Linked DNA regions of Mus musculus: region 2 is linked to region 1. Evidence: chromatin contacts called from ENCODE Hi-C data. All regions are on one chromosome and are shown on one strand. The core of a region is the stretch at or near the end of the contact, and the rest is flanking DNA. Distances in the headings are between cores, read along the strand shown.

The links. A loop is a pair of places that touch in the nucleus more often than their neighbours do.
Region 2: a loop to region 1 is called in a map of regulatory T cell, with 2.5 times the contacts of the local background. The contact joins the promoter of Itk here to the enhancer-like site in region 1. A Hi-C loop is called at or near these places in 2 of 37 maps with a recorded cell type or tissue (T-helper 2 cell and regulatory T cell).

Annotation. Positions count from the first base shown.
Region 1 is chr11:46,303,694-46,308,985 of GRCm38, reverse strand. All of the region lies in intron 1 of Cyfip2 (cytoplasmic FMR1 interacting protein 2), which reads left to right. Among named protein-coding and RNA genes, the nearest start is that of Cyfip2, 6.0 kb to the left of the region's middle. Within about 2 kb of position 1,991, at least 1 of the 3 ENCODE cell types and tissues checked has a DNase peak (open chromatin) inside an H3K27ac peak, as active enhancers do.
Region 2 is chr11:46,387,309-46,392,600 of GRCm38, reverse strand. Itk (IL2 inducible T cell kinase) reads left to right here and starts at 3,086. Exons shown (of 17, transcript NM_010583.3): 1 at 3,086-3,328. The coding sequence starts at 3,191.

The DNA of each region.
Region 1 (5,292 bases), core at 742-3,241:
TCTGTGAAGCCCCAGGTGGAGAAGAAGTCATGGAAAGAGGAAGAGAACGGGACTCCCGAGCATGCCTCTTTTGGATGCATGCCTCTGTTTTTAAAGGAACGATTTATTAAGTGTATTTTGCGTGTCAGTTTTAAGAGTTGGTTCTGTGGCTTCTCTGTGCCTTGGAGCCAAAAAGAAACCGAAAGGCACTTTGTGGCTCACAGGTTCTGTAATGTCCTTATGTGTGTAAAAACATATCAGGATCCACTCAGGGTGTGAAGGTTATCTGCCAGGATGCAAAAGTTCGGGCGGTAGCCTTGGAGCTATGGCCATTGTAAACTGTGCGTGTGATTTGCCACAGAAGACATCCACTGAAGCAGTACTTTTTAGGCCCTGGCAACAGAGGAGAAATGAATCAAGTGCAGATTCTTGAGAGAAATGGTTTCAGGGGACAGAGCTGACTGCAGCGGACTTTCTTGAAGGGCTCATGCTGCCTGGGTGGCACTTTGAAAGCCTCGTGTCATCTCAGAAGCAGTATGATGACAGAGGAAAGCAAATAGAACCTCCCAAAAGGAAGAGGCCCAGTGATGACCTCATTGGGGGTGGCACATTTTGATTGGGTGCTGACCTCAGCAGCCAGTCTTCTCACAGTAGAAATTCTCAGACTCCAATCCCTAGGAGGGCTGGAAATCTCACAAAAATGCACACGATAAAGAGCAACTTAAGGAAGAAAGGATTTCTTTTGGTTTGCAGTTGAAAGGGGTACAGGCCATCATGACGGCAGGAGCATGAAGCAGCTGGTCACACTGTATGCTGAGTCAGGAGTTGGAGAACGATGAATGTTGGTACTCAGCTTGTTATTTATTAATCGTCACCACCATCATCATCATCAATATTTCTTTCTATTTATTCTGTGATGAAGCCCATGGGGAGGTGCCACTCACTCGGTGCCGAGGGTAGACGTTCCCTCCTTAGTCAAACCTTCCTGGAGTCACTTTCAGAGTTTACATCCTGTTATGTTGACAGTTACGATGAACTGTGACAGGATGTGAGGCTTTCTACAGAAAGTAAAGGTGATGGACTGATGAGGCGACCTTAGGAAACTCCAAAGTTTGGACCAGGTCCCTCTGGGGGGGAGGGGGAATTAAGAAACAAGCTAAGGCTGACTGAGAGAATTGCCCAGCTTTCCCCAAAGGCCTGTGCGATGGTTTATATCTGCTTGGCTCAGGGAGTGGCACTATTAGAAGGTGTGGCCCTGTTGGAGTAGGTGTGTCACTGTGGGTGTGGGCTTTAAGACCCTCATCCTAGTTGCCTGGAAGCAAGTACTCCGCTAGCAGCCTTCAAATGAAGATGTAGAACTCTCAGCTCCTCCTGCACCATGCCTGCCTGGATGCTGCCATGTTCCTGCCTTGAGGATAATGGACTGAACCTGTGAACCTGTAAGCCAGCCCCAATTAAATGTTGTCCTTATAAGAGTTGCCTTGGTCATGGTGTCTGTTCACAGCAGTAAAACCCTAAGACAGCCCATAAACTCAAAGAGTATACAGGGCAGACCCTCATCTCAGAAACTCATTATCTCAGTACTGAGGCATACTTCCGTGTGTGCCTTTAAAATGTGATGCTTTATGATCGACTCCAGCAGTGTGGGAATCGTGAGGTAATAATTACAATCTAAAAGTCTCCCCTCAGTGTCCAAATCTGTTACAGCTCCATGTGGGAAGGAGACATGATATAGTAGGCAATAGGGACTAAAGCATGAGAGAATCATCTACAGAGGTTTCCTTAGCTTCTTGGAAGAGTAGACAAGGAAGGCTTCTGAAGATGTGGTGCCTCGAGGGACCATGATATTGTTTCAAATTCTTAACAACAAAAAAACAACAGGAGACATGAATTTGGGTCATTGGCTCATATAGTCAATACATCATTAAACATTGACGAATATGCCGTGCCCAGTGCCCCTCCCCCTGTGCTAGTTGGAGGAGTCAGACCCAGAAAAGAAGTCTATTCCTGGCATCGGTGGTAACCCAGAGAGTCTGTAAGTGTATGAAGCGGTTAGTGACAGGATGAGAGACTTGAGAGTTCCACACCATGAGTTCTGTGGGAGTGTGGGAGAGTATAGCTGCTGTGAGAGGGGCTGACCTGTTTATTCTTGTTATTCTAGAAGACTGGCTTCTACAGGGCCATTTCCATACGAGCGTGTAGCTTACTTCAAGCATTCCCCACCCCCATCCCCTACCCCACCTCGCCCATCACCTTTCTCTTCCTCCCCCCACCACATTAGTCCCTTCCTCTAGACACTTTTGCTTCTCCTTTCCTCCCGATCTGTTCATAGGAGATTTTATGCATCTGTATAAAATCTAGGTCCCATGAATGAGAGAAGACGTGTAACATTTGCCTTATCTGAGACTGTCTTAATTCTCTGGATTTGATGAGCTCCAGTCGCGTCCATTTTTCTGCACACAAAATGATTTTAGCTTTATGGCTAAAAACCCATTCCATTGCCTACATGAGCAACGTTTTCCTTACATTCAGAATAGGTCGATCAAGGCCTGGGTCTGGACACAGGGTAGGACTTGAGAAGAGGAGGAAACAAGCCACAAAGCTGTGGCTGTGGTTTGAGCAAAGGCACACACAGCCAGGATGTCCTTGAAGAGACTGGTGACCCTGTATACTCTGGCCACCGTGGGCAGATGGTCCAAGCTGAGGAAGTGTAGCTTTAAGCATGCTCCTTATATGGAGACAAATGTCCCACCTAGCACCAGAATCATTTGCCCACGGGTTAGAAAGGCCCAGGGAGAAAAGACCAAGTACAGTCATTTTCTTTTTTCTTTTCTTTTCTTTTTCTAAACCTACATGCTGTACAGTAGTCACATGATTGATGTGACCGCATCAACCTTTCCACGCTCTGCAGAAAGGACAAACACGTTAGATGTGATATGGTGGGGACACTTTGAAACCTCTCCTCCTGCTTTACAAAATGCAGCATGTTTGCAGACCTCAGTGCTTGAACTGTGAGTTGCAACAAATCCTACCACACAGCCTCTGACATCACGGTGGAGGCTACCGGCACTCTAGCTTTCCTATATTTTCTTGTGTGTGTGTGTGTGTGTGTGTGTGTGTGTGTGTGTGTGTGCAAATGGAGGCTGTGGGTCGACCGTGCAACCATGGATATCATTCACTAGTGAGGCTGACTAGTGAGCCCCAAGAATTCACGTGTCCTCGCCTCTCTGGCACTAGCATTGCAAGCAAGCATCACCACGCCCAACTTTTACCGTTTAAAATATGGGTCCTGGCGATCCGACTCAGTTCTGAATGCTTGCACACTAAGCACTGTGCGTACTGAGCTGCCCCCCTCCCACCCCACCCCCAGCCCCCAGAGCTCAATCTCCACAGTTCACAGTGAGTGCTTTGGGAGCCTAAGTCAGTCTCGGAGCCGTGTTCAGGTTTCAGGTCCCCAGTGATGGAGGCAAGTTCTGCATCCTCCAACCTAGAGACCAAGCCTGAAAGTCCCTTCTTGTTTTCCTCAGCAGATGGTTCCTTTAGCTCACTCCCCTCTTTACATACAAGTCCCATTGGGGTTCCTCGTGTGGCATTCTGCTGTGATCCCTACTCAGGGCAAAATTAGGTGGGTGCTGTGGCTAGATGACCTCCCCTGCATAAATGACTGGGGACTGTGGCCCTGAGCTTGTGGCATCTGCTGACTTTTTGGTTGTCACCAAAATGCCTTCCTCTACCCACCAACACAGGAAGCAACTGAGAAAAGCAGCCAATGAAATGGCAAGGCCCTTTGCTCCAAGGTCTGTTTCGCTGCGTCCTTGTAGAAAAACAAGCAGGCTGGATAGGCTTTCTGCAGGAGCTCAAGGGGAGGCTGTCTTGGGCTTCTCTGCTCCACCCTCAGGTTCCCTGAGAAGAGAGCTGCTGCAGGTGGCAGGTGGCAGGGCCTCTGCTCCCAGGGGATAGGCCATGAGGCCCTGCTTAGCCAGCAGGGGCTGTGTACTGCCAGGTGTCTCAACTGTTCTGTGGGCTGTTAATATTTCAGAGTCAAATTTAAAATTCTGCTCAAAGCAATACATGCATATGCTTTTGAAAAAAAATAAAGTATTAAAAGTCTCCGTGGTGCAGGACAGCCTTGCAGAGCGGGGCTTCCCTTAGGGGCTGGTTCTTCGAGTAGCTGCATCTTAGTCTCTGATGTGCTCAGACCGCTGCTCTAGGCTTAAGTCTTTTCCAAATTGATCATCCTGTTGCCATAAATCACACCCTGTTCCCCGACCCCCTTTCCTAATCTCCTGAGATCTCTGTTTTAACGTAAAACATCTATATTATTAAGGTTTGTCACTGATAAAAGCAAGCCAAAAGTGATGTTCTCTTTCTTTTCTTGTTTCGTGTTTTGTTCCATTGGAAAGTTTAGATTTTTTTTTTAATTCATGTCAAGTTAAATGTCAGTTGCTGCATCAAACTCTGTCTTCCCAGATTGCTGTGTTAGTCCTTAACCAGACAAGTCACTGCGTGCAAGAGTCATGTCTGGGCCTGGTTTTTGCGTCACTGGGAAGAGAACTCTGTAGGATAGCTACTCTTTTTTTCTTGTCGTTCATTTTGAACTTCAAAGTCTATCTTGCCCCTGCCCCAGCAGTTTCCTATCATCTGGACGTCTTTCCTGCAGAGTGGAGCTGCAGCAGAAGCACAGTGTGAGATGAGAACTGTGCGGTGGGCGTGGAGGTGGGCGTGGAGGTGGGCATGCGCACCTGTCATTCCAACACCAAGAGATCTCTGTCAGCTCTAGAGCAATGAGACTGTGTCGCAGAGAGACAACAACCAGGCAAGGGAGAGGCTGGACAGCCGATTTAGGGGTTTTCCATGCGACAGGGAGGGGTTTGGCTGTCACTCTGTTTATCCCTCCCACTGTCTCCTGCTTCATCTCTGGCTCTCTCTGTACCCAACTTTTTTATGTTATACCCATTGGTTCCTAAAAATACTAATTGGGGGGGGGGGCAGCTTTGTTAAGACATAGTTGGATAACCTGGCAACTACTATTTAAACCATACAGTTCCATAATTTGTAGTAAGTAACAAACCTGTGCAACCACAGTCACAGAATATTTTAGCACATGTCTGGAGAGAGACCTCATACACCGATTTCCTCCAAACCCACACCCAACCCTAGGCAACCACAAGTCCGTTTGTGTCTCCATAGCTCTTCTAGACCCACTGTATAAATGGATTCATACACTGTGAATCTTTTTGTCCTTAGCATGGTGTTTTCAAGGTTCATGCATGCATTTAGGATCATTGTATGTATCTGGACTGCTGAATACTA
Region 2 (5,292 bases), core at 1,837-4,336, 83 kb before region 1:
GTGGTGTATGGCCACATGTACAGGTGTACCCATGCACAGGCCAGATGAAAGCTTCAGGTGTCTTCTATCATCCTCTGTGTTCTTCAGTGGCTGCAAGGCCTCTCTCTGTTTCTCGTCTAAGCTGGCAGCCGTCTAGCTCTAGGACTCTATCTACCTGTCTCTACCCTTCAAAGAGCTGCCATGCAGGAGACTATTCCTGGCTTGTTCTGTGGATGCTAGGACCTGAACTACAGTCCTCGTGTTATAAAGCAAGTGTTCTTAACCACTGTGGCGTCTCCCCAGCTTCCTCTGCATTAGTGTTTGCTTTTCATTCAGGCTGGGTATCACCATGTAGCCTCGTGCTGGTTACAGGTGCCAGTATGAGCTTTTGGAATTTGTCTCCTGTAAACTAAACTTTTAAAACCAAAATAAAAATAAGGAGATTCTTGGTCTTACTATGACAGAGAAAATATTGGAAGTTCTAACATTACATTTAAGAGTGGACATAGAATAGTCCCTGTAAGTAGTTTGCAGTGCTCTATGTTGTAGAAAATGAAATTATTGCTTATTGTACTATATGGAGACTTTGCAAATGAAGGACAGTGGTACCTCATATTCTGCTTTCCCTGGTGAAAGTACCATATAAAGTCTGTCAATCATTGCACCTGAATCAATCTGGTATAAACCTACCCTTTCCAAAGTAATTTACATTATAGTTGAGAAGATAGTATATGAGACTACATGATATTAGAGTTGGGTATGCTACCAGTAACAGAAACTAAAATAACAGGGCCCGAGAAAATATTAATGGTGTGTTTCTTTTTATGTTAAAAGAGATGATCCTCTGCTTCTGAGCCTCTCGTCTGAGAGGAAGTGTGAAGAGGCACTCCACTGCTAGCGTGAGTGACCAGATCTGTGGTCATCACAGCCTCAGACTCCTCCTATCGGGGATCCATTGCTCTCACGTGTAACCTCCACAGTATGTAGTATAAAATAGTTCTTCCAGCTCCAACCATCAAGTTGACACCCTAGTCAGTAGTAGGAAAGGGAGGAGATCAGGAGATGCCCTTTAAGGACCCCCCTGCTTTTCTTGAGACGGCCTCCTGAGAGCTGAGATTACAGATGCACAGCACCACATCCCGCCAGGATGCTTCCATTTCTGCCATATTCTCTTGTTCAGAAAAGAGTTGTATGGCTATACCAAGTTACAGAAAAAGCTAAAAACGATGTCGTCTTTAGGCAGGCTGCCCAGATGTCCAGATAATCTTCAGGCAATCAGTTACCCTAGAGAAAGGAAAGAGAAGGAAATTAGTATTTTTTGCTACAAACTGTAGTTTAAAAAGTCTACCTCTGGCCGGGCGTGGTGGCTCACGCCTTTAATCCCAGCACTCGGGAGGCAGAGGCAGGTAGATTTCTGAGTTTGAGGCCAGCCTGGTCTACAAAGTGAGTTCCAGGACAGCCAGGGCTATACAGAGAAACCTTGTCTCGAAAAACCAAAAAAAAAAAAAAAAAAAAAAAAAAAAAAAAGTCTACCTCTTTTGTACATATTTTTCTGTCTTAAAATCTCAGCTTATCCCTTCTCTCCCCTCCCCTCCCCTTCCCTTTCCTCTCTTCCTCTTCCCTCCCCGCCTCTTTTTGCCTTCATTATTCAGCAGCATCCAATGTATGATGTGAAAGGAGGCTGCAATTAGCAATTACATCTAAAACTACACAGGAAAGTTGTACTGCCTCCCTCCCTTTGTCTCGTCCTCTGTTCTTCTCTGATGAGCTGCCTCTGCCTGCCCCGGGACTTCTTGGCTATTAACTTCCTGGTCACATAAGTTCTACACCATAACATTATCCTGACTCAAAGGTCAGACCCTGTGAATTGTCCACAGGGCAGATAAGCTTTAGTTCCCAAAGAGCCCTTACAAGGAGGTAGCTTGCTGTCTGTCTGTGTGTCCTGCCTCCTCATTAGAGTCCTTATGGCAGAGGAAAATAGGAGAGAGGATTCCATGTGGGAAAGTCTGAAAGGCTTCCCAGAGAACGTTGCAGGTCGGCGAGGCTGGCAGTATCTCATAGGCGCTCACTGGAAAAGAAAGAGACAAGAGAGAGTGTTCAGACACAGGACACTGCATTTTTGAAGTAGCATACACAGAAGGAAGCCAGGCACACCAACGGTGTCCAAAGGGGCCCCTGCAGTGCCTCATACAAGACCCCTGTTGCTTCCTTTCATAGATGAAGGAACTGATATTCCAAGCCACTGGACAGTGGTAGGTAGTAGAGATGGAATTCAAACCGATAGGTAGAATAAACAGCCCTGTGCAGATCTCTGCATGCCCTAATCCCTATAACCTGTGACTGTGTGTTGTTGGGTGATAAAGGGGAATTTACATTCCAAATGGAGTTATAGCGCCCATCTGCTGACCTTAAAATAGGGAGCCTGCCCTAGACGACCACTGTGAGAAGGGCCCAGTGTGGTTCTCAGGATCCTTAAATGGAGCAGAGGTAGGAGGAAGAGATTTTGGCAATACAGAGCAAGCAGGGCTCGACCTGCAGTTTGGGGGTTTGAAGATGGAGTAAAAGAGTCAAGACAGAGGCCACCAGAGTGTCCCTCAGTAGGGAGGATGGTCGCAGAGGCAGTGTCCCCTAGAGATCTGCAAGAAAGGCGCACAGTCCCACAGTCACCATGACTGTCACTCAACCAGACACATTTCAGACTTCTAAACTAGAGAATTGTAAGGCGCTTTGAGCCTTGTGGCTCTATGGCGCTTTGAGCCACTAAGCCTGTGGCAGGCAGTCCATGATAATAGCAATGGGAAACTTACATACAAGCTGAGCTCCATTGACCCCTGGATCCCTGTTCTTAGTCCCTTGTTTACATGACTTAACTGTTGTCAAGGCTAAACCAGGAGCTAGAAGAATTATAAGTGAACTCCTCTTATAATTCTAGGTTTCTTCAAACTTCTTTTTCAAACCATATAGCTAAGGGTACGCATGTGCCTCCCAGCTTGGTGAATTTTGAAAGGATGTGGTCATGGCCTTTGACATCAGAGGAGGGAGCTCAGCGGTGAGGCTGGCTGATGCTGATAGAAAAGATAAGGTTAGAGGCAAGTTGCCTTTGAACGACTCTCTAAAGATCAACTGCATCCTGTCTCAGTCTCCGCTGCTCCTCTCCTTCAGTCGCACTGCGGGGTGATGCCCAAGGCGCATCACTTTTCAGAACTGGACCATGAACAACTTCATCCTCCTGGAAGAACAGCTGATCAAGAAGTCCCAACAGAAGAGAAGGACTTCTCCCTCGAATTTTAAAGTTCGTTTCTTTGTCTTAACGAAAGCCAGCCTGGCCTACTTTGAGGACCGCCACGGGGTATGAGAAGGCTTACGTTGTGCTTTGTTTATTTTGTTTATTTATTTTGTTTATTTACTTTGTTCTGTGTTTGGACTGAGCTGATTCCTGAGATAAACTTGAACACCTGGGATGCAGGTACAGTGTGTTTTGGAAGCCACCAAGTAGAGTTAGAGATCGGAAGAAATGTGGAGAGTTCTGAGACTCCAGTGTCAGTTAGATTTGGCTATTTCAATTCTAAAATCTGTAGGTTTAACGTTCATACATTTCTTATGTGGTGAATGTTGTGGATAGGACTTGAAGTTTATGTAAACATGAAGTATATGTGGCATCTACAGTCTGTAGGACAGTAAAATATTAACTATGGCTTATTAAGACGTAAGGGGAAACCTAGCTCAACTTCCCTGTTTTACAAAAGAAGTGGTTCTTAGACTGTGAAGGGAGGTCCTATGTAAGATTTTCACGACTTGAACTCTGCTTATCTCAATGGTCATCACTGCCCTGAGGCCATGGGGTCCTACTTCCATTAAAGTGACATTCTAAAGTTGGAAGGAACAACCCTCTTTGTGGTAAAACATCTCAGGAGACTGGGGGTGTGGAACACAGAGTTTCTGCCTGCAGACCAGGGATCCCGCTAGAGTGTGTCGGCTCAGCTGGAGGCGTCTAATGACATCTTCGTGCACAGCAATAACAACAAAAGCAAGCGAGTGTGTGTTAATACTACAGTGTGACAGGAGCACTGGGTGGTGCTGGGAGCTTAGCCCATGGCTAAGTCCTCTCTGAGGCAGCCAAGGGCCAAGAGCATTGGCTGGGGCAAGACTTGGTCTTTTGAGAGTAGGGTTGCTTTCTAAAATAACCTAGGTCTATCTTGACTGCAAGTTACTCCGAGGCCAGAAGCTACTGGATCTGCTGACACTTGCTGCTAACGGCAGGGTGATTTAGGTAATGGTATATTGATGTCACACCCTTCTCAGTCCAGGCAGCCAGAAGCCCCTCTGACTAGGCTGGTTAACTCTGTGAACCAGAGAGGAAGGGAAGCGAAAGAATTAAGATGCTTTATACAGGCAAATATGCGCAGACACATATACATTCACACATATATTTACACTTTCATTCACATTCTTATTTGCACGTTAACACATTCACATTTTTGTTGGGCCCAATCACCTGTCTCATACACTCCACAAGCATTCATGCATGCTTACATACACACATACTCCTACGAACATACATATAGACAAACAGACATATACATCTGGATAGATAGATGGATGGATGGGCAGAGCCCCCCCCCCCCCAAGCCAAACTATCCAACTAACAACTTAATTTCTTTCCTCTGGCTTTTTTATACCTTCTCAGACAAAAATTTCTTTAGAAAATTACCTCAGAGATAAAATGTTACACAAATTTGAAGTTACAAAAAGATGTTGATATTTTAGCTCAAAGGAGTGTTTCATTCTATATGCTTGTTACAAGTTCAAAGCTTTTACATGGCCCTGGCTTATCATAGTTCATATCTGTGGTTGTATCCTTGGGCCTAAATGTTTTTCCTTGAACACAAATTTGTCCCAAGTCTATTTCTCTTTTTAGTATAATTATTAAAAGCTCATTGTATTTCTTATTATGCAGCCTTTTCTTACTATTCTGAGGAGTGGGCACATTCTATTCTTGACTGTAACCTTATTACAACTTTCTAGCAAAGCAACTAAGACCATCTCTTAAAACTTCCTAAAATTATTTGAATCAAATCGGGAATTCTATAGAATCATTATTAATTCATCTAAACAGCATTAATTCATGAACATTCATCTTTATGCTGATCTGAAGGAAATCTGATCAATAGGGTGGGCTAATGCCCAGGGACTGTTAGTTGCATAATGACAGGAAAGGCATATCAGTTGTAAGAAGCAATCCTAAGATGACATCTCTTTGGCCTTACCATAAAGCTCACCCATTGCGCACCATGCCAAAAATCCAACGTACCA